Regions from separate parts of the Homo sapiens genome. Here region 2 is linked to region 1. A link is an interaction called in ENCODE POLR2A ChIA-PET data of the cell type or tissue named here. Cell type or tissue: PC-3. All regions are shown on one strand. Links, peaks and the distances in the headings refer to the core of each region. The heading gives the core; the rest is flanking DNA. Region 1 has its middle 180 kb from the start of SYT10. Region 2 has its middle 260 kb from the start of SYT10.

Region 1 (12,769 bases), core at 2,402-10,401:
TATGTGTTAATTCATTTAAATATTACAATAAATCTAGAAGGTAGGTACTGTTATTATTCCTGCCCTACAGGAAAGGAAATGGGGGCACAAGAAGGTTAAGTAATTTGTCAGTTTATACAACTAATAAATAGTGGTGTTGAGATTTAAACCCAAGCAGCGTGACTTCAGAGACTGTGCTCTTGACCATTTTTTTGTATTACATTTGGGCACATACAATTGAGGAACACTTGAAAGACCCACAGGAGGTAGCTCCTGCCTCAGTAAATTGAGAGCTGAAATATAATACTGAGATGTCAATACTATGATGGCCAAGATTTTGCTTGACAATTTTATTGCTTTGCTAGATGGGAGTCAAGGACCAGTAAAACTCCCTGCCTCTCCTTAGCTGCTGGGGTCAGTTACTTAACTCTCTAAAAGTCACACCTGGCCAGATGTGATGGCTCACATTAGTTAGACATAGTTACATCTAACTATAAATAGAAGCTGGCCATAATATATCTAGCCTCCTTAAAAAGTCTTGCTTGGGCTGGATGCGGTGGTGCATGCCTGTAATCCCAGCACTTTGGGAGGCCAAGGCAGGTGGACCACTTGAGGTCAGGAGTTCAAGACCAGCCTGGCCAACATGGTGAAACTCTGTCTCTACTAAAAATACGAAAATTAGCTGGGCGTGGTGGCGCCCACCTATAATCCCAGCTACACAGGAGTCTGAGGCAGGAGAATTGCTTGAACCTGGGAGGCAGAGGTTGCAGTGAGCTGAGATTGTGCCACTGCACTCCAGCCTAGGTGACAGAGTGAGATTCTGTCACAAAAAAAAAAAAAAAAAAAAGAAAGAAAAAAGTCTTGCTTGGATTTTAGCTTTGAAGTTAGGTCATGTTTTGAATGTAGCATGATATTATCCTAAGATTGATTATGTTGTTGATTTGGACTAATGTCAAAAAGAAAATGAAATAAAGCTAAGTTTCTTCAAAATGATAATAAAAGCAAGAAGATCAGTTCCAGAAATATTACCAGTGTTTAAAAGTAGGTAGAATTATACTGGCATAGAGATGTTTTATATTTTTATTGCTTATGTAATAAGAAATCAAAATTCAATACCACTTTCAGAGTTAGATTTATGTCTTGAAGATCTGGGTATTTACACTGGTCTATGAGGTTCCATATTTTTGCTGTTATTGCAATTTTAGCACTAGAGATTAATAAACATAGAGAAGTTGTAAAAATAATGGGTTCAACAGTTAGTAACTTTGTTAGGTAATGAGTTTTTGCTAAGCAAATTATGAAGTATGGAAAAGAAAAATAGCTCAGAGCAGTTTGAGCTATGTGGGGTATCCAAAATTTATTAATCCCAGAGAGAGATGAGTATGGGACTTCAGTCACACCCCTGCATCCATGCCAAGGGGCAATTGTTTAAGACATTATTTTTCTTTCTTTTCTTCCCTGTAGTTCCCTGACTAGCTACCTCACCCATTATCTTCACGTTCCTGGACTTTGTGATACAGAGAGCAGTGTATAGCCTATTAATAGATTATATTATTTTAATGTAAATTATTGGTAAATGACAAGGGACCTGCCTCTCATTTTTTTTCCTTTAAAACCCCACTTGTAACTGCTGCTAATTGGAGCACATATTCAGGGCTACTTGTGCTTCAGGTTGCAGTTCTTAAACTTGGTCCAAATAAACTCTCTACTTATATTAATTTTGCCTTTGATTTTTCCTTTAGGTCAACAAGTAGATGCAAAACAAAGGCATATCTTGATCAGCTTTTACATTTATCATATATAAAACATTAAAATAGAGAAAACTTCTAGCACAGAGCTGCAATTCATGTTGTTGGTCAAGCTGGATACTGCATAGTGGTGTCACTTGCATTGACCATTCTGTGAATGGTGGTCCCTGGAGCTACATATTGTGGTGGCCGTGATAGTAAAAATCAACTGACTTTAGCCAAGTTCAACAATATTTTCTGAGAGGAAAGTTCATATGAGGAAAATGCAAGGACTTTTTCTGAGGCAAAGAGTTTAAACTTTATCCTAATGAGGCATGAATTTTTGAGAATCCCACTATGGTGGTCACCTGAGCACCATTAAACCAAAATATCATGAATCTCTATTGCTTCTGGATTCAGTGGGTTGTCATTACAAGAGCTGGGAAGTTTCCCAAACAGTCTCTGTATAACAGGAGATAAATAGCCAACAAGTCTTAGAAACCTTGCCTACTTACCTGTAGCAGAAAAGAATATGTGACCCCAAATTATGACTGTAGGAGACCAAAATATGCTAACCCCAAATATGCCTCTTTGGTGTAGGATTATTTTGAGTTGGTTATTTTGAGAAATTGCAGATATAGGAGGAGCTCTGAAAACAGAATGGGGGTTATCCTTTTGTAAGGAAAATTAAAATCTGTAAAGGAAATTTCCGTTGGTAAGAGCATCTTCCTTTCAATACCAGGAAGAGAAGAAGAACTCTAAATCACTAGAGACTCTTTGTGATGGAGAAGGCATTGACATCAATCTGCATGATGGTAATGTGTGTGGCCTTGGACAATTTACCTGTCTGTGCTACAGTTCCCTTATCTCTGAAACAAGTACTTGCATACTAGAGTTTTAAAGCTTAGGTGAAATGATGTAGGAAGAAAATTTATATCCCAGCTTCAGGCACATTGTATGCTCTTAATAAATGTGTACTAGTGATTTTTAGAGATGCTTTGCTCATGAAACATTCCATTCAAATGACTCATGTTCAGAAGCCCAGTCTGGAAGAATAGTAAAATGTTTTCCTGGTTGAAGTATATTTGGGAACCCTTGAGATTGCTCCTAGAAACCCTCAAGATCACTCAGAGTTCACTTGGAAAGCCACCAGTTTACCGTAATTTATGATATTCCAATCCACTTCACAGATTAGAAAAAAATCTTCCTTTCTGAGTTACTTTCTGGAAGCTGTCCAGCTAAGACATGGCCAATTTGTATCCTCATCTTTGAGGCAGAGATGAAAGCAAAGTTCAAATTTCCTTAGTTCATATTCTTTAATCTTTCATTTTGCCACTATTCGTGAATAAGGCCAGAAAAAAAGCCCATTCAGCTAGAACTGTTACCAGTGGAATGCATCCCAGTTACCCCGAATTACTGGCAGAGAATCCATACATGTCTGCAGCAACTTTCGTTCTTCAGCCAAGGGGCATAAAGCAGAAGAAGGGACCAAGGCAGGCTTCAGAGCAAGGGTGGAAATTTACTTCAAAAGGCTTTAGAATAGGAAAGAAAGAAAGGTGCGCTTGGAGGAGACCATGTAAAGGTTAAAAAGAGCATTTAACCTTGATCCTAGGGCTTTCTTTTTTTTTTTTTTTCCACACAAAACAAATTGATTTTATTGTGAGATAGATTTTCTCAGAATAGCCAAGATCTTATAAAAACATTATCTTCTTTTAAAAATTATACTTTAAGTTCTGGGGTACATGTACAGAATGTGCCGTTTTATTACATAGGTATACACGTGCCACGGTGGTTTGGGGATCACCTCTTTCCCATGATTCCTCTCTTAGGTGGGCTTCCTGCATGCTCAGTGCCCACCTTACCCTTGGGAATTGAGCGTGTGCAGTGCATTTAGGAAGTTGTACATATGCCCATCTGAGGCTTTTTACCTTTTTTCTGGTGGAGTGTCCCTGAGAGGTCATACTTCACCATCTTGTTTCTTAATGCTCATGCCCAGGAAGTTTCTGCTTCCTGGCATCTGCATTCAATTAGCACTTTAATATTAATAGCTGTGAAACATCAGGAGATTGTCTTTCCCTGGCTTTAGAGAGGTAGTGTGATAATTATCGAACCATCACCTGATATTCCTAGTGGGTGGCGGGAGAGCCCTCTGCTGCCTTGCTGATGCCTGTCTAACTACCTGTAACAGAATGGCCTAGTACTTAGTGGAAAGGGCACTGAACTTGTAATTTAAATATGAGATCCTCTACAGATCTGCCATAGTTTGCTACGTATCAGCTGAGTTAATCTTGGATGTTTATATAACTCCTCTGGGTCTCAGTTTCCTGATTTGTGAAATAGGTTTAATGCTTTTGACACAGTGTTGTGAGAATGTGATAATATCAATATACTTACTACCAGGCAAGGTGTCAGAGCCCCAGCATCAGGAAGTGGTCCATTTGCAGGTTGGTAGAAAGAATTTACTGACAAAAGTATAGGTCTGAAAAAGGAAAGTTTCTTAGAAAGAAAGAACACTGTAAAAGGGTGCAGTGGAGTGCCTCAGAGAGACAGGAGTGAGTGCGCCATGGTAGATATTCCTTAGGAGCATTTATGGACCTTAAGGCGGGAGCCGAGGGGTTATTTTGACCATATTGGCCACATAGGTCATGAGAAATGATTGCATTTGTAGACATTTTGGTGCCTTAATGCCAGCAAGGGTTGCACACTGAATTTTGGCATGCCATTTTGGAGATGTGCAAGAATTCTAGTTACTTATAATATTTACATTGAAAAGTGGCCTGGAACCAGATGCTGACTTTAGATACTAGAGAAGTTTAATTCCTTCTAAATTCCCAGATAAGGAGTTTTGCTTCTGGATGGCCTGTTTGATGGTCACCAGGTGGTCTTTGCTCCCTTCTAAATTCTTCAGATAAGGAATTTTTGTCTCTAGTGGCCTGTTTAATGGTCACCGGGTGACTTTTGCTCTCCTCACATACCTAAGGCTGTACCTGGTACATAGACACTCAATAGATGCTAGTAATGCTAATTTCCAATCTAGTTTTATTACATCATTTGAAGTGGTGGACAAATTTTATTCACTACATATTGTTTAGTGAATAAAGATATTCTCAGCTTCAGTTCGGCCATCTCCAATACATAAGTTAGAAAAGTTGTACTAGGAAGCATATCAAGGAAATGAGATTGAACATAACTTATTGACACTGTGTAAAATTTAAATTTGGAATAAACAGGAATACTCTTCATATATAGCTAAAACTATGTGGCTCTTCTCTATTTGCATAAAATTTTCATTTTCCTTAATATTTAGTAAATCTATGGAAGCAGCAGAGTCACATGTACGGTATTCTACATGATACCGCTGAGGATGGTGCACTGACATGCTGAGTATGTTGAACTAAAGAAATAGTTTCAGAACCAAGGTCTCTCTGAAATTCTCCTGCCTCCCTGTCTCTCACCCTCTGCTTCTCCCAAAGCACAGGAAGGGACTTTCTATGATATTCTCTTATCTTACTGAGAAAAGTTCTTCCAGAAGGAATGTGATTGGTGTGAGCCCCCTCCATTAAATCTACATTAAGCCTAGCTGACTAACTCCTTTTGAAGAGGAGACTAGAGTTCTCCACGCCCAGGACACCATGTCCAGATAGACTTTTTCACCCCTTTTTCTGTGGACCATTACCTGAGAGACCTTATCTGCATAATAAGACACTTTTTGTTCACAGTCTAGTTCTTCCCTGCACCCTCCCCTAACCTGTTGCCACCACCCTCCAGGAGTCTTCAAGGCTTTGATTCTTTCTGTTGCTCAAAATGCTATTTAAGCTTCAACCATCCGGCCCTTCTTTGCCTCTTATACTTTGTGAGACCCTCATTTATACGCACATAATAAATTTGTATGCCTTTTCTCTTGCTAATCTGTCCACTGTCAAGTTTATTTCTCAGACTCAAATATTAAAGCTCTGCAGGAGAGATAAAAAGTTCTCTCACCCCTACATGGTACTTACATTATGCTTAGGGATCTTACTTTACTGATTCATCTCATTAATCTGAAAATTTCAGGTTAAAAATAGTAGCATTTCTAAAGTCATTTTATTATTTTTGGAGAGTTTTAGTATACCTTATGTGGTCAGTACATTGCAGTGAGAATCAGCATTTTAGTGAAAAATACATTGCAAATTCCTCAATCCATGAAAAGGCTTTATATGTTGATAATTAATGATATCTAGTAGAAAATCTACCCATGTAGAGGTTCTTCCAGAGGTTGAAATTTTTGCTGATTCTACTTTTTATTTGAGGGAGGGTGGTTTGTCATAAATTTTGGAAATCTGTACTGTTTTTCTTTCTTTCTTTTTTTTTTTTGAGACGATGTCTTGCTGTCACCCAGGCTGGAGTGCAGTGGCGCGATCTCAGCTCACTGCAGGCTCCACCCTCTGGGATTCACGCCATTCTCCTGCCTCAGCCTTCCAAGTAGCTGGGACTGCATGTACTGTCTTTCTTGAAGATGCCTCACTGTCAAATTATTTCTAATAAATTTTTATGTATATAGTCTCACATTTCTAGAGATTTAGTTTTTATTTGAAATCAGAAGACCTAGATTTGTGTTATTTCTTCAACTTTCTAGCCATATGACCTTATATAAATCACTTAGCCTTTCTAAAACTAAATTACCGAATCTTGAAAATGGAAATGTAAACCAAAAAATATCTGAGACATGTCTCAATCAATTTAGAATTTTATTTTGCCAAGGTTAAGGGCAATGCCTGGACAAAATAAACACAGAATCACAAAAACAGTCTGTGGTCTGTGTCTTTCTCCAAAGATGATTTTGAGGGCTTCAATATTTAAAGAGGAAAAGTGGGCTGGAGAAAAAAAGAGAGAGGGTATGGTCATATTATTGAATCCACATATTGCAAGAGAAATGGAGCAGTCAGGGGAACAGTCAATTATGTATTTGTCTTGCACTTGGTAAATCTGGCACTTTACCTAAGGTAAAGTGAATATAGAGTAGCTACTTATGGAGATATTTAACCTTTTATATGCAGCTATCTGCTTAGTAATGAAAGAAAAGGCAGCTTCTGACATGACCCAGCTTTCAGTTTAATTTTTTTTTTTTTTTGCACAGTGAATTGGGGTCCCAAGTTTTTATTTTCCTTTCACTATGATAATGAACTCAGTATTTTCACTGGATTATTACAATTCAAGAAATGGGAATAATGTTAAGGAGTGTTTTGTAATTGCAAAGGGCTATGTAAATATATTGTCATTTCTTTCTTAGTTTGCAAAGGGATGAGGAAAAAGTAAGTAGCTATGACTTTTCTCTGACAAGGAGGAATTTCTTTCATTTTTCTTATGATATGCTGATATTTCTGCATCCTTCTAAATCCAGGTATTCTAGAAACCAGAGAAGTAAATATAATTTAAGATCCCAGGTCAACAATATTTAGTTTGATGCATAGATGTGAAGTTTTAGTGCATGATACAGATCTAGCATCTGGCCTGTCACATACTAGTTTTGTTCACTTGGATAATCCACAGATGACTTTTAAAGTATTTATTGTGTTCATATCATTACACTATGAGGTAAAGATGAGACAGTACCAATCTCGCTTTCAAGGAATTTATATTCTTAGTGGGATAAAAAGAATTATATAATGAGAAATTAGGAAACGGTGATTATTGCACCAAAAATCATAAATAAAAAAGCCAAGGGATTTCCAAGGGAAGAATGATTACATTTGTTGTGAGGACTCACAAACATTTGACATTTGAGATTGACTGGAATGAGAAGATAAGATTTGTAAGATAGGCAGGGAAAAACAGTATAGAGATGACAACTATAAGGAGTGTTTGGAGAGTAGAAAGGACCTAGTTTTAAATGAAGAATATAATAGCAAATTGAGATGTACGGAGACAAAATTTTGAAAAAACATATAGTGGCCATATTATGGAAGAACTTAAATAACAATGAAAAAAATTTTCTCTTAATTTTTAGGCAACACATAGTCTTTGAATATTTTTGATCTGGAAAGTAGCATAGGCAGAGATATAAATTGCTGACTGATAAGATGAAAAGGGTTGGAAAAGACTTGATGTATATTATAGTTTTGAGCCAGGGTACTTTGGCCCATAAGCATTTTGGTTGTAAGGAAAAGAGAGTTATTTGAAATACCTTATAGAAAAGAATAAGAATTAGAAGTGGAACCAAAAAGCCATAAGGGACTGATAGGGTTTGACTGTGTTCCCACCCAAAATCTCATCTTGAATTGTAATCCAAATTATAATTCCCACGTGTTGGAAAAGGGACCTCATGGGAGTTGAGTAGATCATGGAGGTGGTTCCTCCATGCTGTTCTCATTGATAGTGAGTGAGTTATCATGAAATCCGATGATTTTATAAGGGGCTTCCCCACCTCACTTTGCACCTCTCTCTCCTGCCACCATGTGAAGAAGGATGTGTTTGCTTCCCCTTCTGCCACAATTGCAAATTTCCTGAGGCTTCCCCAGCCATGCAGAACTGTGAGTCAATTAAACCTCTTTTTTTTTTTTTTTGTAAATTACCCAGTCCCAGGCAGTTCTTTATGGCAGAGTGAGAATGGAGTAATACAGTAAATTGGTCCTGAGGGAGTGGGGTGCTATAAAGATACCCCAAAATGTGGAAGTGACCTTGGAACTGGGTAACAGGCAGAGGTTGGAACAGTTTGGAGGGCTCAGAAGAAGACAGGAAAACGTGGGAAAAGTTTGGAACTTCCTAGAGATTTGGAGGGCTCCATAGACAGGAAAATATGGGAAAGTCAGGAAGTTCCTAGAGACTTCTTGAATGGTTGGACCAAAATGCTGTTAGTGAATGTGGAAAATGAAGTCCAGGCTGAGGTGGCCTCAGATGAAGATGAGGAACTTCTTGGGAACTGGAGCAAAGGTGACTCTTGCTATGCTTAGCAAAGAGACTGGTGTCATTTTTTCCCCTGCCCTAGAGCTCTGTGGAACTTTGAACTTGAGAGAGATGACATAGGGTATCTGGCAGAAGAAATATCCAAGTGGCAAAGCATTCAAGAGGAGGCAGAACGTAAAAGTTTGGAAAACATTGGCTGGGTGCGGCGGTTCATGCCTGTAATCCCAGCACTTTGGGAGGCCAAGGCGGGCAGATCATGAGGTCAGGAGATCGAGAACATCCTGGCTAACACAGTGAAACCCCCGTCTCTACTAAAAATACAAAACATTAGCCAGGTGTGGTGGTGGGCCCCTGTAGTCCCAGCTACTCAGGAGGCTGAGGCAGGAGAATGGCATGAACCAGGAGGTGGAGCTTGCAGTGAGCAGAGATTGCACCACTGCACTGCAGCCTGGGTGACGCAGCAAAACTCCATCTCAAAAAAAAAAAAAAAAAAAGTGTGGAAAACATGCAGCTGGACCATGAGATAGAAAGGAAAAACCCATTTTCTGAGGAGAAATTCAAGCTGGCTGCAGAAGTTTGCATAAGTAATGAGGAGCCAAATGCCACTTGCCAAGACAATGGGGAAAATGTCTCCAGGGTTTGTCAGAGACCTTTGCAGCAGCTGCTCCCATCGCAGGCCAAGAGGCCTGGGAGGGAAAAATGATTTCCTGGGCCAAACCCAGTGCCCCTTGCTCTATGCAGCCTTAGGACATAGCATCATGTGTCCCAGCTGCTTCGACTCCAGCCATGGCTAAAAGGGGCCAAGAAACATGTTGGGCTGTTGCTTCAGAGAGTGCAAGCCCACAGCCTTGGTGGCTTACATGTGGTGTTGGGCCTGTGGGTGCACAGAAGTCAAAAATTAATGTTTGGGAACCTCCACCCAGATTTCAGAGGATGTATAGAAATGCCTGGATGTCCAGGAAGAAGTTTGCTGCAGGGGCAGAGCCTTCATGGAGAAACTCTGCTAGGGCAGTGCAGAAGGGAAATGTGGGGTGGGAGCCCCCAACACAGAGTTCCCACTGGACACCACCTGGTGGATCTGTGAGAAGAAGACCACTATCCTCCAGACCCCAGAATGGTAGATCCACCAACAGCTTGCACCATGTGCCTGGAAAAGCTGCAGACACTCAATGGCAGCCTGTGAAAGCAGCCTGGAGGGAGACTGTCCCTACAAAGCCACAGAGGCAGAGCTGCCCGAGGCCATGGGAGCCCACCTTTTGCATCAGTGTGACCTGGATATGAGACATAGGAGATCATTTTGGAACTTTAAGATTTAATGACTGTGCAGCTGGATTTCAGACTTGTATGGGACTGTAGCCCCTTTATTTTGGCTAATTTCTCCCATTAGAAATGGGAACATTTACTCAATGCCTGTACCCCAACTATATCTAGGAAGTAACTAACTTTCTTTTGATTTTACATGCTCATAGGTGGAAGACACTTGCCTTGTCTCAGATAAGACTTTGGGTTAATGCTGGAATGAGTTAAGACTTTGGGGTACCATTGGAAAGACATTATTGTGTTTTGAAATGTGAGGACATGAGACTTTGAAGGGTCCAGGGGTGGAATAATATGGTTTGGCTTTGTCCCTACCCAAAATCTCATCTTGAATAGTAATCCAACTTATAATCCCCATGTGTTGGGGGAGGGACCTTGTGGGAGGTGATTAGATCATGGGGGTGGTTCCTCCATGCTGTTCTCATGATAGTAAATGAGTTCTCATGTGATCTGGTGGTTTTATAAGGGGTGTTCTCCCTTTGCTCCACACTTCTCTCTCCTGCCACTGTGTGAAGAAGGATGTGTTTGCTTCCCCTTCCACCATGATTGTAAATTTCCTGAGACCTCCCCAGCCTTGTGGAACTGTGAGTCAGTTAAATCTCTTTCCTTTATAAATTACCCAGTCTCAGGCAGTTCTTTATAGCAGCATGAGAATGAACTAATACAGGGACCAAGGAACTAAATTAACAAAAATTTCTCTTTTTTCTCTTTTTTATTCTTTCCTCCCTCTTTCCCTCCCTCCTGACGTCTCTGCTTTTCTTTATACTTCCATTGATTCTCTATTTTCTGTAAGTTGAATTTTTTTGTGTATTTAGTCTTCAGTCACTCTGACCTTTATCTATATACTGCTTGTTATAATTCTTAATGCCTAGAAAAAAATTAAATTCATTGTTTTCATTCTTCTTAAGCAAGTCAAAGTAAATTAGGTTGCCTGCCAGGGTATGGATAGCTTCCTTTGCATCTGGGGTCTAGGTCTAAACAATAGTGTCTGAGAGAGCTGGGGATGGTCATATGATCTAGTGTCCAAGCAATTGGACCTGTGAATGAGGATAGTTTCCGTGAAAAAGAAATATGGGTAGGGCAAGGTATCAATCAGTGTTCTAGCAGAGAAACAGAATGAGTAGGACTTATTATCTATCTATCTATCTATCTATCTATCTATCTATCTATCTATGTCTTGTATCTAACACAAGGAAGTCTCTTATGCCATTATGGGGACTGGCTAGGTAAATTTGAAATCCATAGGGCAGGCTATCAAGAAGGACGGGCTGGAAATTCTCAGGCAGGAGCTGATGCTGCAGTCTAGAGGTAGAATTTCTGTTTTGTCAGAGAAACCTCAGTTTTGTTCTCCAGGCCTCTCATCTGTTTAGTTGAGGCCCCCTTAGAAAATTGAGGATAATTTCCTTTACTTAAAGTCAATTGATGGAAGATGCTAATCACATCTACAAAATACCTTCACGGCAGCACCTAGGTTAGTTTTTGAATAGCAGGGAACCATAGCCTAGCCAAATTGACACATAAAACTAACTGTCACAGGCAGACACTCCAAAACAGGCCTAATACATTGACTATACAAGAAGATGGAAGTGCAGTGTAAGAAAAAATATTGAGCCTGTTTTTGAACACATAGAGTTTTCAGTGTCCCTGAGTCATTGACACATTATTTTGTGCTTTTGTACAGTTTGTTCTAGATGATTTCTGAGGCTTCAGTTATAAAATAATTCCTATTATTATTGTGTGCAAAAACAATAGAGATGATTAACAAAAGGCAATTGTCATTGCAAAGAGAATAACCTTTCAGAATTAAAATTTTTTTCCTATTTTCCACCTCTTCCCAGAAGAATAGTAACAGAATGAATTAATTTTGGCTAAGAAATAAGGCATTCGGCTTGTCATTTACTCAGCACGCCATAGGCCATATACTATGTTAGATGCTATAGATATGGATATGGAGAAACATGACTATAATCTAATGACTCTAGGAAAATTGATCATTTCAGTACATGTTACATTCTGTGAGAGAAATGTGCACAGCACTGAGGAGTGGCATATGAATCAAGCCAGGGGTTCATGGAAGGCTTCCTGGGAGACAGATATTTTGAACTAAACCTGAAGGTCAGGATTTAGATAGGCAGAGAAGATGGCCACAGGAAGGGGCAGCTGCTGGGAACAGAGAAACTTTGAGTAAACCTCTGCTATAGGCTGGTAAGGAGGACAGAAAAGTCAGACACTTTAGTGGGCTATTTAACTTTTTGAAAAGTGCTATAGGTTTGCAGGGAAAGAAATTAGTGTGTATGGGGGCAGTGAGAGAAGTTATGTGTCTTGATCAGAGACTTGAGAGAAGAGAAGGAATTTCTAGGTGCACTATGATGATGAGGGTAGCTGGGACAGGCACAACTGGAGGGTCATTTTAGGCAGAAGGTAGAAGACAGCAGGTTTAGGGGTGAGGAAGAGAGTGGATTATTCATTTACTTTTGGCTATGTTGTATCTTTCCAAACATTCTCACGGTAGAGAGAAATAGCCTTATTAGCCAGACACTGGGTCAAATTTCAAAGCTTGTGTATTCCATGACTGTCATTTTATGGTAATCATATTATGCAAAAAATTCTAAAGTGATAGGTAATTCGTTCCCTAGATTTATTCATTCAGTTTCAAACAAAATTGTATTAAAATTCTTTTGTCCATTTTCTTTTGTTTTCCCTCCGTTGTTTTAGCTCTTTCATCTTGCAGAGTTTTCTGATTGTATTAATGTTTGCTTGGATGTCAATCTTGTTCAGTTTACTTAGCATACATAACATGCAGTTTCCAAATTGTGACTTGATTCCTGCAGTTCCAATAATTCTCATTCATTCTTGTCATTTTA
Region 2 (12,769 bases), core at 2,132-10,131, 75 kb before region 1:
TTTTCTGAGATGGAGTTTCACACTTGTTGCCCAAGTTGGGGTGCAAAGGCATGATCTCGGCTCACTGCAACCTCTGACTCCTTGGTTCAAGCAATTCTCCTGCCTCAGCCTCCCGAGTAGCTGGGACTACAGGCGTGCACCACCATGCCTGGCTAATTTTTGTATTTTTAGTAGAGACAGGGTTTCACCATGTTGGCCAGGATGGTCTCCATCTCTTTATTATTATTATTAGACTTTAAGTTTTAGGGTACATGTGCACAATGTGCAGGTTTGTTACATATGTATACATGTATACATATGTATACATGTATACATATGTGCCATGTTGGTGTGCTGCACCCATTAACTTGTCATTTAGCATTAGGTATATCTCCTAATGCTATCCCTCCCCCCTCCCCCCACCCCACAACAGTCCCCAGAGTGTGATGTTCCCCTTCCTGTGTCCATGTGTTCTCATTGTTCAATTCCCACCTATGAGTGAGAACATGCGGTGTTTGGTTTTTTGTCCTTGCGATAGTTTGCTGAGAATGATGATTTCCAGTTTCATCCATGTCCCTACAAAGGACGTGAACTCATCATTTTTTATGGCTGCATGGTATTCCATGGTGTATATGTGCCACATTTTCTTAATCCAGTCTATCGTTGTTGGACATTTGGATTGGTTCCAAGTCTTTGCTATTGTGAATAGTGCTGCAATAAACATACGTGTGCATGTGTCTTTATAGCAGCATGATTTATAGTCCTTTGGGTATTTACCCAGTAATGGGATGGCTGGGTCAAATGGTATTTCTAGTTCTAGATCCCTGAGGAATCGCCACACTGACTTCCACAAGGGTTGAACTAGTTTACAGTCCTACCAACTTGACCTCGTGATCTGCCCACCTTGACCTCCCAAAGTGCTGGGATTACAGGCGTGAGCCACCGCTCCCAGCCAATATGCTTTCTCTTTATCTCTTCTCTTAACATGTCAGTTATATTACTTTAAAAAATGCTTTTAGCGGTAGCACTGGAGTTTCCAGTATACATTTTTAACTAATTTAACTCTACCTTTAAATAACATTATTCTATATCACATGTACCACAAGTATCTTAGAATATTCCCAATTCCTGCTTCCTGTCTCATGACATTGCTGTCTTTCACTTCACTTATTCATACGCTGTACTCACCCAATATGCTGTCTGTCTTATCCATTAAGTAGTTACCTTTTAGATCAATTAAGAATAAAAAACTAAAAACTTTTATTTTACTTTCATTTATTCTTTCTCTAATGTTCTTGCTTTATGCAGACCCAAGTCTCTGATCCATGTCATTTTTCACTTTTTTTCTATGACACACTTTTAAAATAAAACATTTATTGTCATTCAAATCTGCTATTAGGGAGTTCCCTCAGTTTTTCCTTCTCTGTGAAAGTCTTTATTTCTCCCTTGCTTTTGAAGGATAATTTGACTGGATATAGAATTCTAGATTATGTTCCTTTCAACACATTGAGTATTACAATCTGCTCTCATCTTGCTTGTGTATTTTTTTCTGATGAGAAGTTTACTATAATTCTTATCTGTATTCTTCTAAAGATAGGTAAGGTGATTTTTTTCTGATTTCTTTCAAGATTTTTTCTTTGTCTTTGGTTTCCTGCAGTTTGAATATGAAATGTCTAGGTGTGGATTTTTTGATTCTTATCTTTCTTGGTCTTCTCTGAGTTTCCTGGATCTGTGGTATGTTGTCTGTGAATAATTTTGGAAAACTCTCAGCCATTATTACTTGCAATATTTTTTTGCTCTATTCTGTCTTTCTTCTCGTGGTATTCTATTTACACCTATGTTACAACTTTTGAAATTATCTCACAGCTCTTGGTTGCTTTGTTCTGGGTTTTAATTTTTTCATTCTTTTCTCTCTTTGTACTTCAGCTTGGGAAGTTTTAATTGATTTATCTTTAAGCTCACTGATTATTTCCCTGGCCCTGTCTCATGTCCTGATGAACCTCTCAAAGATATTCTTCAGTGTTTTTGATTTCTAGTATTTCCTTTTGAATCTTTCTAGGGTGTCCATCTCTATGCTTATACTACTCATTTGTTCTTGTATGTAGTCTATTTTTGCCATCAGAACCCTTCACATATTAATCGTAGTTATTTTAAATTCCCTTCCTGATCATTAGAACATCTGTGTTATATCTGAATCTGGTGCTGCTGGTTGCTTTCTGTTTAGACTGTGTTTTTCCTGCCTTTTAGCATGACTTGGAATTTTTTTGTTGAAAGCCAGATATGATATCTTGAATAATACAAACTGAGGTTAAAAAGGCTGTTGGTGTGAGGTTCTGTGTTAATCTGACTAAAAGTGGCAGTGTGTTTAGTTTTTGCTGTAGTTATAGGTATAATATTATAGGTGTTAGAGGCTTCAGATTCCTCTAATGTCCTTGTATTTGTCTTCCCTGTTAATGTTGATTAATATTTTGATTAAATATTAATAATGCATCTCTTGTCTGTGAATCTCTGGATTCACCTGTCTTTCCAGATTTGAGGGTGATGATTTTCCCTGTGACCTCAGTTCTCTTATTGGTCCAAAAAAAGTCTTTGACTTTCAGTTTATTTAGCTTTTTCTTGTTGTAAAGATGGGTGTGATGACTTCCAAGCTCCTTACATGTTGGAGGTAAAACTGGAAGTCCTTCTGGTAGGCTTTTGTGGGAAATGTTACTGGACATAATATGGATGAGAAATAGAATAAGGAGAAAATTTTCGGTCTTGGAGTGAGTGGCCTGAGAATTATGTTAATTGAGGAGTTGCTCAGGAGCATTTGAGTGCATTTTCAGGGCAAAATTAACACTGCCTATCAAGGGGCTCAGGTGGATTCCCACAAGAGAAGAAGTTTGCATGGTGCAGTAGCCTCATGAAGGTGGGAGGAGGACCATTGGTAGAAACTGCTGATCTCTTCCTCTAAAGGAAATAACCACACCTTACATTGATTGTCATCTGAATCATTAAGCTGAAATGGCTAAGAGATAAAAAACTGGGGAAATGTCAGGAGAGAACACTTCTTCCCCATGGCTGCTTTATTTCAGGCAATTCCATTAGCTTTAAATTCTGGGTTTATCTCTGTCCTCTCACTCTTCTCCAGAAACCGAAGTGTGACTTACCATTGATGAGTTTGGGAGAGAAACCAGGAATATATAGTTCAGCCCCTTCGCTCTTTGGAGCTGGCTACCTGTAGAAAGCACCCGTTCTGATCTGCCCCTGCAAGCTGTTTAAAGAGTCAGGCCCCACCTGGGCAAGACTGTAGTGTTCCATGCTGCTTATACTCAGGTGAGCCTGCCTATTTCTTGTTTTGTAATTCAAAACTCTATTGTTACCCTGTACCTAAGCTGTGTCATGCAAACTATGCTTTATCAGCAATAAAAGAAATATTATGATTTTTATCTGTTTGACTATTTTTAAAATTTCTGAATACGTTTGTTGCAGTCTCACCAATGCACCACAACGTAGTAGTCTCTCATGAGGTATCACCCAGAGTTCTTTGTCTCATGACCAAGAAAATTAAGGTGCATAGACAGAAAGGATGAGGTTGGAGTAAAAGTTTAATAAGCGAAAGAAGAAAGCTCTCCATCGTGGAGGGGTGGCCCAAAAGAGGGTTGCCATTTTATAGTCAAATACTAAGTCTCTTATAAAGAGGCTACTAGGGCAAGATATTTCATTTATATAAGGCTGTAAAAACTGGTTGGGGGTAGGTGTTTCATTTGCATGAAGTGTGAATTCCTGACAGCTCCTCCCTGTCCTTTTAGTGCACATGTGAACGCTTAGCCTAAGTTACCCCATGTTGTTTAATTTACCTTAGTGAATGTATGTAAGGGGGCAGAATTCCCCATTGCTGGGTTCTGTGTTACTCCTCTTATACATGTTTCAAGCAACTCCCCCTCCCCCTTCCCCTGTGCAAACTCCCTTATCTGAGTATGTCCAAAAAAGGAAACAAATGTGCTCACTGAAGCCCACTGTGTATATGTGACCCTTGCTAGTTACACAGAAGGCATCTTTATGGTGGACCTTGCCTCCTTATCTATGCTTGAAGTCTGATCTTTCAGGCTGTTCTTTTGTTAGTGAAAAAGGAATTCTACCGAGGACTTGTCCTAGCTATCTGCCTAACTGGTTCCTTTCTTTTCCCTCACTTTTAGATTGAACAGAAGATTTGAAAAGGTAGTATACAGTATTCTGGAATACTGCTGACACAGATTCCCCTGTTCTTAATATCTTACATTACCATGGTAATTTTGTCACAACTAAGAAACAAACATTGATATATAATTATTAACTAAATTCCAGGCTTTATTCAGATTTCACTATTTTTTCCCCTAATGCTTGTTTTCTGTTCCAGGATCAATTTAGTCATCGATTGGTCTAGAACAGTTTTGTTTCTTGTTCTTTATTATTTACTGTTTTCTTTTTTTTTTTAGATGGAGTCCCACTCTGTCATCCAGGCTGGATAGAGTGCAGTGGCACAATCTTGGCTTACTGCAAGCTCTGCCTCTGGGGATCAAGTGATTCTGCTGCCTCAGCCTCCTGGGTAGCTGGGATTACAGCCATACACCACCATACCTGGCTTATTTTTGTATTTTTAGTAGAGACAGCATTTCGCCACGTTGGCCAGGCTGGTCTTGACCTCCTGACTTCAGGTGATCCGCCCATCTTGGCCTCCTAAAGTGCTAGGATTACAGGCATGAGCCACCATGCCTGGCCTATTTACAGTTTTGAGATGGCCAGGTATTTTGTAAAATGTTCAGTCTGGTTTTGTTTAATGTTTTTCTCACAGTTAGACAGATTCTGAATTTTGGGGAAGAATACCACAGAAGTGATATGCCATTCTCATCACATCATTTCATGGTACATGCTATCTACAGGAGTAATGACTGATGATATAAATTTTGAATCCCTGGCCAAGACAGTGTTTTCTAGATTTAGCCACTGTAAAGTTACTCTCTTTACCTCTCTTTTCTATACTCTCAGTCACTGATTACAGCTCACACTCAAAAGAGGATAATGCTTAAATATTTTTGGTCTTATTTTGCAGTTAGTTTATGAATCAGGCAAATCAGAGAGTTGATATTTATCAAACCACATGAAAGAAATTCCAACATGAGCAAATACCCACATACTAGTCACCAGCAGGATGAGTCAGGAGAGCAGATCCATTAAAACAGAAGTGACATCTGCGGTCAGATGAAGGGGAGTGAACTTCAGGGACAGGGGCTTCTCTGAGAGGAGCAACTGGCAATGAATGGCAAGTTGTACAACATATAGTGTAGCAGCTAGAACCAAGAGGAGAGGCAGTATGTTCCCACTGGAGGATTTTAATACACTGATCATCAGTTAAGGAATACATTTGCCCAAACTCACACCAGGTAATCAGTTCCTCAATGAGTTGCATAATTGAAAAAGAAAATCAATTTTTCTGTTTTGCTTTATATGAAAACTCAATGTTCTTTTGCTTCTTTTCCCACATGCATGTGTGACTGATGGCCAGGAAAAACCAAATGAATTAAGTTTTAAGGGCAACCTCAGCCCCTGGGTCATCTTTGCTAAAGAAAGACAAGTGGGTGGGTGAAAAGACAAATTAAAAACCTTCTACTGTCAACAAAGTTATCTTACTTTAGATCAAATACCAAGGGAACCAATTGAATTTTCTGCTGTTTTCATTTGAAGCTCTTTTACTTTGTTGGTTATTGCTACTATAAAATTGATGTTATTTGTAGCTTCTTAAATCCATAAAAAATATTGGAGGCTTAAAGGTGGGCCACTGGCTTGCTAGTAGTATATTTCTTATCCTGTTCCATTTTTCCAAATAAAATAACAATTTTTTATACTTCCTTTCTAACCATGACATTATTTTTTGAAATTTATATTTGTCAAAATATATATCTGAGAAGAAAGAGCTTCATAGACAAGAGGGAGAAATCACTAATATATTTCAAGTTAATAAGTGAATAATTAAGGTACTCAACCTGGAAATATTTAAATTTTCTGGACCTGCAATATTTTCCCAGAATTTCCTATTTTATTTGTAATGTCTTTGGAGAAAGTTATATATAGTTATGTGTTGTGTATGACTTTCCTTATGCTTATTTTAATATTTTTGATTATATAAGCAGTTCGTGCCCAGTGTGCAAAAATTAAAAAAACACAGAATAGTAAAATGAAGACTATCTTGGAACTATTTTTTCAATAAATATTTATGAAGCATCTATTATGAGAACTGTTTTCAGTGCTAGGGACATAGCAATAAACAAGACAGAAAAATCCTTGCCCTCGTGAAACTTTCATTCCAGTGAGAGGAGATAGACCAAAAGAAATGCATATTTTGTGAAAGAACAACAACAACAACAACAACAACAACAAACAATTTCTCAGGACCATCAAACTTGTTATGCCAAAAGGAAAGTTAAGCCTGGAGAATGAGTCTTACAACACTGCCATCCTTTTCCCAAATGGACATCTGTTACTTCCTAACCTTATGTCAAAGCATTACACATTGGTCAGACCTCCACAGAAGGGTAGAAAGCCTTATACATCTCAGATGACTGCCCTCACAAACTGTTCATAAGTAAATCCTTTTCTGGCCTCAAAACCTTTCAAAATATATATTCTCCTCTAAAACAAGGAAATGTCAATTTTATCTTTAGCTTTGCCATTGAAGTCTAGCTCCTAAAACGAAAGTCTTTTAGATTTCACACTGATAATGTATATTACAAGCTTATCTTCCCAGGTGCAGAACAAAGACAAGATGAGATAAATGGTTCCTTCATCTGCCTTGAGACATCTGCATAATTTACTCTTCTTTTACTCCCATTTTCTTGGAATGTTTACCTTACTTCATGTAAAAGGTAGATTTGCTGGGTACTAATTAAAGTCTCACAAAAATGTAGCCATTTGCCTCACTGCTTAACCCTCTCTTCTCACAAGCCTTCTCCTCCTTAAAGAAATGTTTAAATATGGAGCCTCCTGAAAACCTCTTCAGAGAGCACAGGCCACAGAAGCTCTGTCTCAATACACCTTGACTGATTCAGATTCTTGCCTTAGTTCTTCACTGTGGTTTAACATTTATAAAGGATGTAATAAGTACTATGGAAAAAGTAAAGACAGGAAGAAAACAGGAGTATATGTGGGAAAGTTTATCATTTTAAAATGGGGGTTAGGGGAAGCCTCACTTAGAAATTGAGGAAAGACCTGAAGGAGTTGAGGGAGTGAGTCAAGGTTAAACCTGGGGCAAGAATATTCCTGCTAGAGTAAACAGCAAGTACAGAGGCCCTGGGCTTTTACTTGAAGTGAGTTGGGAAGCATTAAAGGGTTTAAGCAGAGGAGAGATTTAGTGAGCTCAGTTTTTAAAACATCAATTTAACTGCTCTGTGAGAACAGACTTAGCAGGACAAAGATGAAGGCAGGTAGACCAGTTATATAGCTGTTGACTAAGGTTGTAGCTTGGTGGTAAGTGCTCAGGTATCACATGTTTGTTGATGATGGAGCTGACAAGGAATCCAGAGCATCTGATATGGAGTGTAAGGTTGAGTGAGAAGTGTTATGGCCACTGTTTGAATTGGTTCATATTAACCCTCCTCTGCCTCCACCTACTTATACACAGAAAACTTTCAAGTCCCTAAGGCAAGGGAAAATGGAAAAAAACAGAAGAGTTATATGATCAGTAGTGGTGAAGGCTCATAATCACCAGTAAGGTCTATTAATTTTGCTAAGATTTACACCTACCACGGGCAGCAGCAGAGGAGCAAATGCAGACCTATGTGGAGGAGCGTGTGGTTGGCAAGCCTTTCCAAGCCCTGCTCATTGCCATTTCTCTAAGAGCAGCAGAGTGATTTTATACTGTTTTAAAATGGGCAGAACAAGGAGCTTGAAAAATATCTCATTCTCTCTGAACTTTCTCTATTCAGCATCTTTGTTTAAAGAGAAATATAGATAGATATTTCACCAAACAATTGAGAAAGAAGAAAAGAAAGTTTGCACAGAAAATGTAGAGAAAAACCTCAGCTCTGACTCAACTCTTTGATGGATTGATATCAGAAATAGTATTTTATTTATATTTCTTACATATTTTACACATATTGGAAAAAAGATAATGAAGTAGCAATAAAATTTACTTAAGGAAAGAGTCTCATCTACTACTTTATGATCTTGCATCTCACCCTTGTCCTGTGCTGCTTTATTTTCACTTTCTTCTCTCTCTCTGGGTTTTCTGGTCTTGTTTCAAGGATGCTATTAAGTTTGCCAAATAGTTTTCTAAAGTATTCGATGTACATTTCTTCTTTTGGGTCTCTTCCCTGTGTCTGAATCACTTGGTATGTTTTTGTTTTACTCATTCTCAAATAAAAACAAATCTATTGAGCCTGAGAATTAGCCAACCAAGAGGATTTTTGGAGACAGAGTGCCAAGGATTTGCCTTGAGTCCCCTTCTGTTTACTTGGATGAATTAATTCCCTTCTGATTCTACAGCTGGAAGGGAGATAAATGCGCTATCTCCTAGCTCAGGATCCAATAGTCTTTCGTTTGTTTTAGATTTACTGGGCAAAAATAAGATAACATTCTATCTCTGCTATCTGGACAGATGAGATGCACAGAACGCCACAATTTCCAGTTTTCATTGCTACCAGATGGTTTCCATCTTTGCCTCCATGTACCATCTTTATTTGTGAGGACTACACATTCCAGCTTGTAATGTACCACATACTGTCATTTTTTTCCAGGTATTACCATCTCCCAATGCATGTGGAAAGGTATTACCATCTCCCAGTGCAAGGTCCTGGACCTTGACTATCTTCAAATGAATCTCCATGAAATAAAGGCACAGATATTTTTCTTTTAGATGTTGGATGCTTTCCAAAGCTGTATGGCAGGTGTTGTTTTGCTGCTGGTGCTGACACTACTACAAATTTGAGCACCTATTTTTGCACATGCTTTTGACATAGCTACCACTTAAAAACTGAGGAAAAATGCCCTTCTAAGTGTGGGTAACTTTGATGATTGTATCAATAAAATGATACAGGGGCCAACTTGGTGAGAAGCCTACAGTGGCCCATCTGGCTCTGTAGTTCTTCTTGACATCACCCAGCTCCAAATTGGAGACCCTTGTAATATACAATTGTTAGAAGTGTATGTTAGACTATATGTGCAATTCACCAATCTATTTTTCTTTTTTATTTATTTTATTTTATTTTTTAATTATACTTTAAGTTCTGGGATACATGTGCAGAACGTGCAGGTTTGTTACATAGGTATATGCTTGTCATGGTATACGCTTGTCTTTCGAGAAGTGTCTGTCCATATCCTTTGCCCACTTTTTGATGGGTTTGTTTTTTTCTTGTAAATTTGTTTAAGTTCCTTGTAGATTCTCAATATTAGCACTTTCTATTTTTGTAACTAGTGACAGATTTGGCAGGGGCTGGGTCAGGACTTCAGATGGTTTTCATCCTTCATTGTCTTTTTCCCTAAAATCTATCAATGCAAGAATGCTGAAATTTGAACAGCAGAAGCTCATGGTCCTGAGACTCATACTCTAAATGTTAGTGAAAGGCAGGAAGTCTACTTTGTCTAACCTAGCCCCTGTTTGGCAGCCACCTCACATTAACTTCTGTCTAGTAGTTTTTTTCCTTCTTTCTTTTTCTTTTTCTTTTTTTTTTTTCTGCCAACTTTGCAATCCCTGAATCCTAATCAGTTACCTCGTTTAGGGTGTTGCTATGAGTCTTCATCTTTTCTGGTGTCTTCCTAGTCATCCAAAGCAAAATGCTCCCCCGTGGTGACTTTCATTGCTCTATAAGGGAATTAGGGCATATAATGATCATATATGATGATTATACAATGATCAGGTTTTTACTGTACCCTTTCAGATTTACTGTACCCTGGTTATGTTGGAGAACTTTCACTTCTGCCCAAGGGAATACTCTCTATTTCTAGCTGTCTTCTTCAGATTAGAACTATTCTGCCTATAGACAGTTGAATCTGATACTGCACTTTCATTTGCCTCTGGCAGAAATCAAGTACCTTTTTACTAAGTTCTCCTTTCAGGAACACTTCTCTTTTGTGTGAAAATATCTCCCACCATGACTCTTTTCTGTTCCCGGTTTTTTCTGCTAGATTGATTTCACATCAGTTAGTATACTCTTTTCTGTCATATGTCAAGACTCTCTAAGTTGGTTGAAATCACTACTCTTTTGTATCCCTAGTTTTTTAAAGTTAATGATTCTCAAAGTGTGGTCCTTGGACCAGCAGAATCAGTACCACTTGTCAGTCTGTAAGACATGCAAATTCTTAGACCCCACCCCAAGCCTACTGAATAAGAAATTCTGAAGGTGGGGTCAGGCAATCTGTTTTAACAAGTCTTTCAGGTGTTTCTGATGCATGCTTTAAAAAACTTTGTAAATGCTCATTGTCCCAGGAATGTTAGCTCTGTTGGAGCTATTAATAGAAAAAGGAAGAAGGGTAGCAGAAGGAATAAACATAAAACATATATGGTCTCAGGTTGGCTGGGGGCTGGGTGCAGTGTTTCAGGCCTGTAATCCTGCAGTCTAGGAGGATTTCTTGAAGCCAGGTGTTGAAGACTATCCTGGGTAACATAGTGAGATTCTGTTTCTAAAAAAAAAAAGCCTTAGAGTTTCCGATATGCTAGTCTTCTTTAAGAACTACTACTCCGTTATACACCATGGAATACTATGCAGCCATAAAAAAGGACAAAATCATGTCCTTTGTAGCAACATGAATGCAGCTGGAGGCCATTAACCTAAGCAAACTAACACAGAAACAGGAAACCAAGCATTGCATGTTTTCACTTAAAAGTGGGAGCTAAACATTGGGTATACATGGACATAAAGATGATAACAATAGACACTGGGGACTCCTAGAGTGGGAAGGGATGGTGGGGTGCAAGGGCTGAAAAACTGCCTGTTGGATACTATGCTCACTTTCTGGATGATGAGTTAAATCTTACTCCAAACCTCAGCATCACACAATGCACCTTTGTAAGAAACCTGCACACATACCCTGGAATCTAAAATAAAAGTTGAAAAAAAAAAAGTACTACTACTCCAAACTGCTTCCCTTTTATCAGCTTTAAAACTAGCCCATGTCACCAACTGTCCTTGTTCTTAGTAACCATCTGTCAAATTGTTGTGTCATTTGCATTTCCAAAATGTGTTTTTTACTGGATAGGTTTTCATCTACCAGGGAAATAGCAATTATGATATACCTTACCATGAAATTTGGTGAGAAAAAATATTTTTTCACATAGTTTTCACTCCTCTGTAAAATGTGGGGACATAGGACATTAGAGGCAACACAAACAAAATTATATCTGGTTAACATCTCCTTTTGATCATTACATAGCCTAAAGATACAGAATTAGTGAGAATTAACTTTACCTGGTGGTGGTTAGCTATTCTTTGATACTTACAATATTTATGCCTGCTTTTGCAATGAAGACAAGCTAAATTGTCTTAGATCTCTTAATCTTCATAAAGACCTTTAGTGAATAAGATAAGCCTTTCAAATTAGAAGTCTAAAAACCATTCTTAATTAGAAATTTTAATTCTAATCACATGAACCTTTTTTTTTTTTTTGGCTAGTGAAGAACAACCTGTTCAGCCAGTTGGTTTTATGTTGATTGCACAATATATGCAATTATAACCCAGCAACACACACAGAAAAGCCAGAAAAATTGGACCAATGGGTAAAAAAAGATAGCCATCAGCCCAAGCTGAGTGCTCTGCATGCATGCCTTATATCTGTTTTCCACCTTCCCTGTTTTCTTTTTCTGACTGATTTTCTACCACCTGCAACATAATATCTTGAAAACAGGAAAATAAAACCCTTGCTTCCAAATATACTGCTTTTTATGTAATAGCAAAAAATATATGAAAAATGTTAAGTTGACAGTGCTTTAACAAAATGTTCTGCAAAACGATAGAAAGGCTTATAGGAATTTTCTATGTGACCTGTATCTATAACTACCAGGGTGATTGTTGGATAACCTATGGCCTATCTCATAAAAAAGGTTCATTCTATGAGGGTTATATTTCATCTAATGCATTATCCGTCTATTGAAAAAAGTTTTATTTGCTAAAGGATGTACTACAAGCTAAAGGGAAATGTCTTGAAATTCAGACCTCAATGAAAGAATAAAGAACTAGACGTTAAGCAGGTGGATAAATATAAAAGAATATGTGTTCTTATAATGTACTTGAAAAACAATTGCCTATTTAAAGAAAAATAATAATACCATAAATAATGTTTGTAATACATATAGAAGTAAAGGTTATAACAATAATTACACAAAAATTGAGTATATGGGTAAATGAAAGTATACTCTTGTAATGAGTAACATTATGAAATTTGTGAAGTGAGGGGTGTAAAGTGTTATCGTAGTCCGATTAATGGTCTCCCAATGTTGCCTACATCCTAATCCATGAACCCCATGAATATGTTATCCTACAAGGGACTTCAAAGTTGTGATTAAGTTAAGAATTTTGAGATAGGGAAATTATTTTAGATTTTTTGGGTGGGCCCAGTGAAATCTCAAGGGTTCTTAGATGGGAGGAAAGAGGATTAGTAGCAGAGAGAAGACGTACAGATGAAAGCAGAAATCAGAGAGAAGAGAAGATATTATATTGCTGGATTTTAAGATGGAGGAGGGGGATACAAGACTAAAAAATGTAGTTGACCTTTAAAAGTTGGAAAACACACAAAAAAAGGATTCTTTTCTACAACTTCTAAATGGAATGCAGGCCTGTTAACA

What was found. ChIA-PET counts read pairs that join two places held together with the same protein. Peaks named below come from ENCODE experiments on the same cell type or tissue, not always from the same donor. Only the 100,000 strongest peaks of a DNase experiment are listed, where the experiment ranks them.
Region 2: POLR2A ChIA-PET joins it to region 1 with 5 read pairs; 2 of 35 experiments call an interaction of 5 or more read pairs at or near these places.

Annotation. Positions count from the first base shown.
Region 1 is chr12:33,250,575-33,263,343 of GRCh38, forward strand. No RefSeq gene overlaps it. Among named protein-coding and RNA genes, the nearest start is that of SYT10, 180 kb to the right of the region's middle. In PC-3, for the core only: no CTCF peak of the experiment used is centred there; no DNase peak of the experiment used is centred there.
Region 2 is chr12:33,175,967-33,188,735 of GRCh38, forward strand. No RefSeq gene overlaps it. Among named protein-coding and RNA genes, the nearest start is that of SYT10, 260 kb to the right of the region's middle. RefSeq lists an enhancer at 4,275-5,474. In PC-3, for the core only: no CTCF peak of the experiment used is centred there; a DNase peak (open chromatin) is centred at 5,175; H3K27ac peaks cover 345 bases.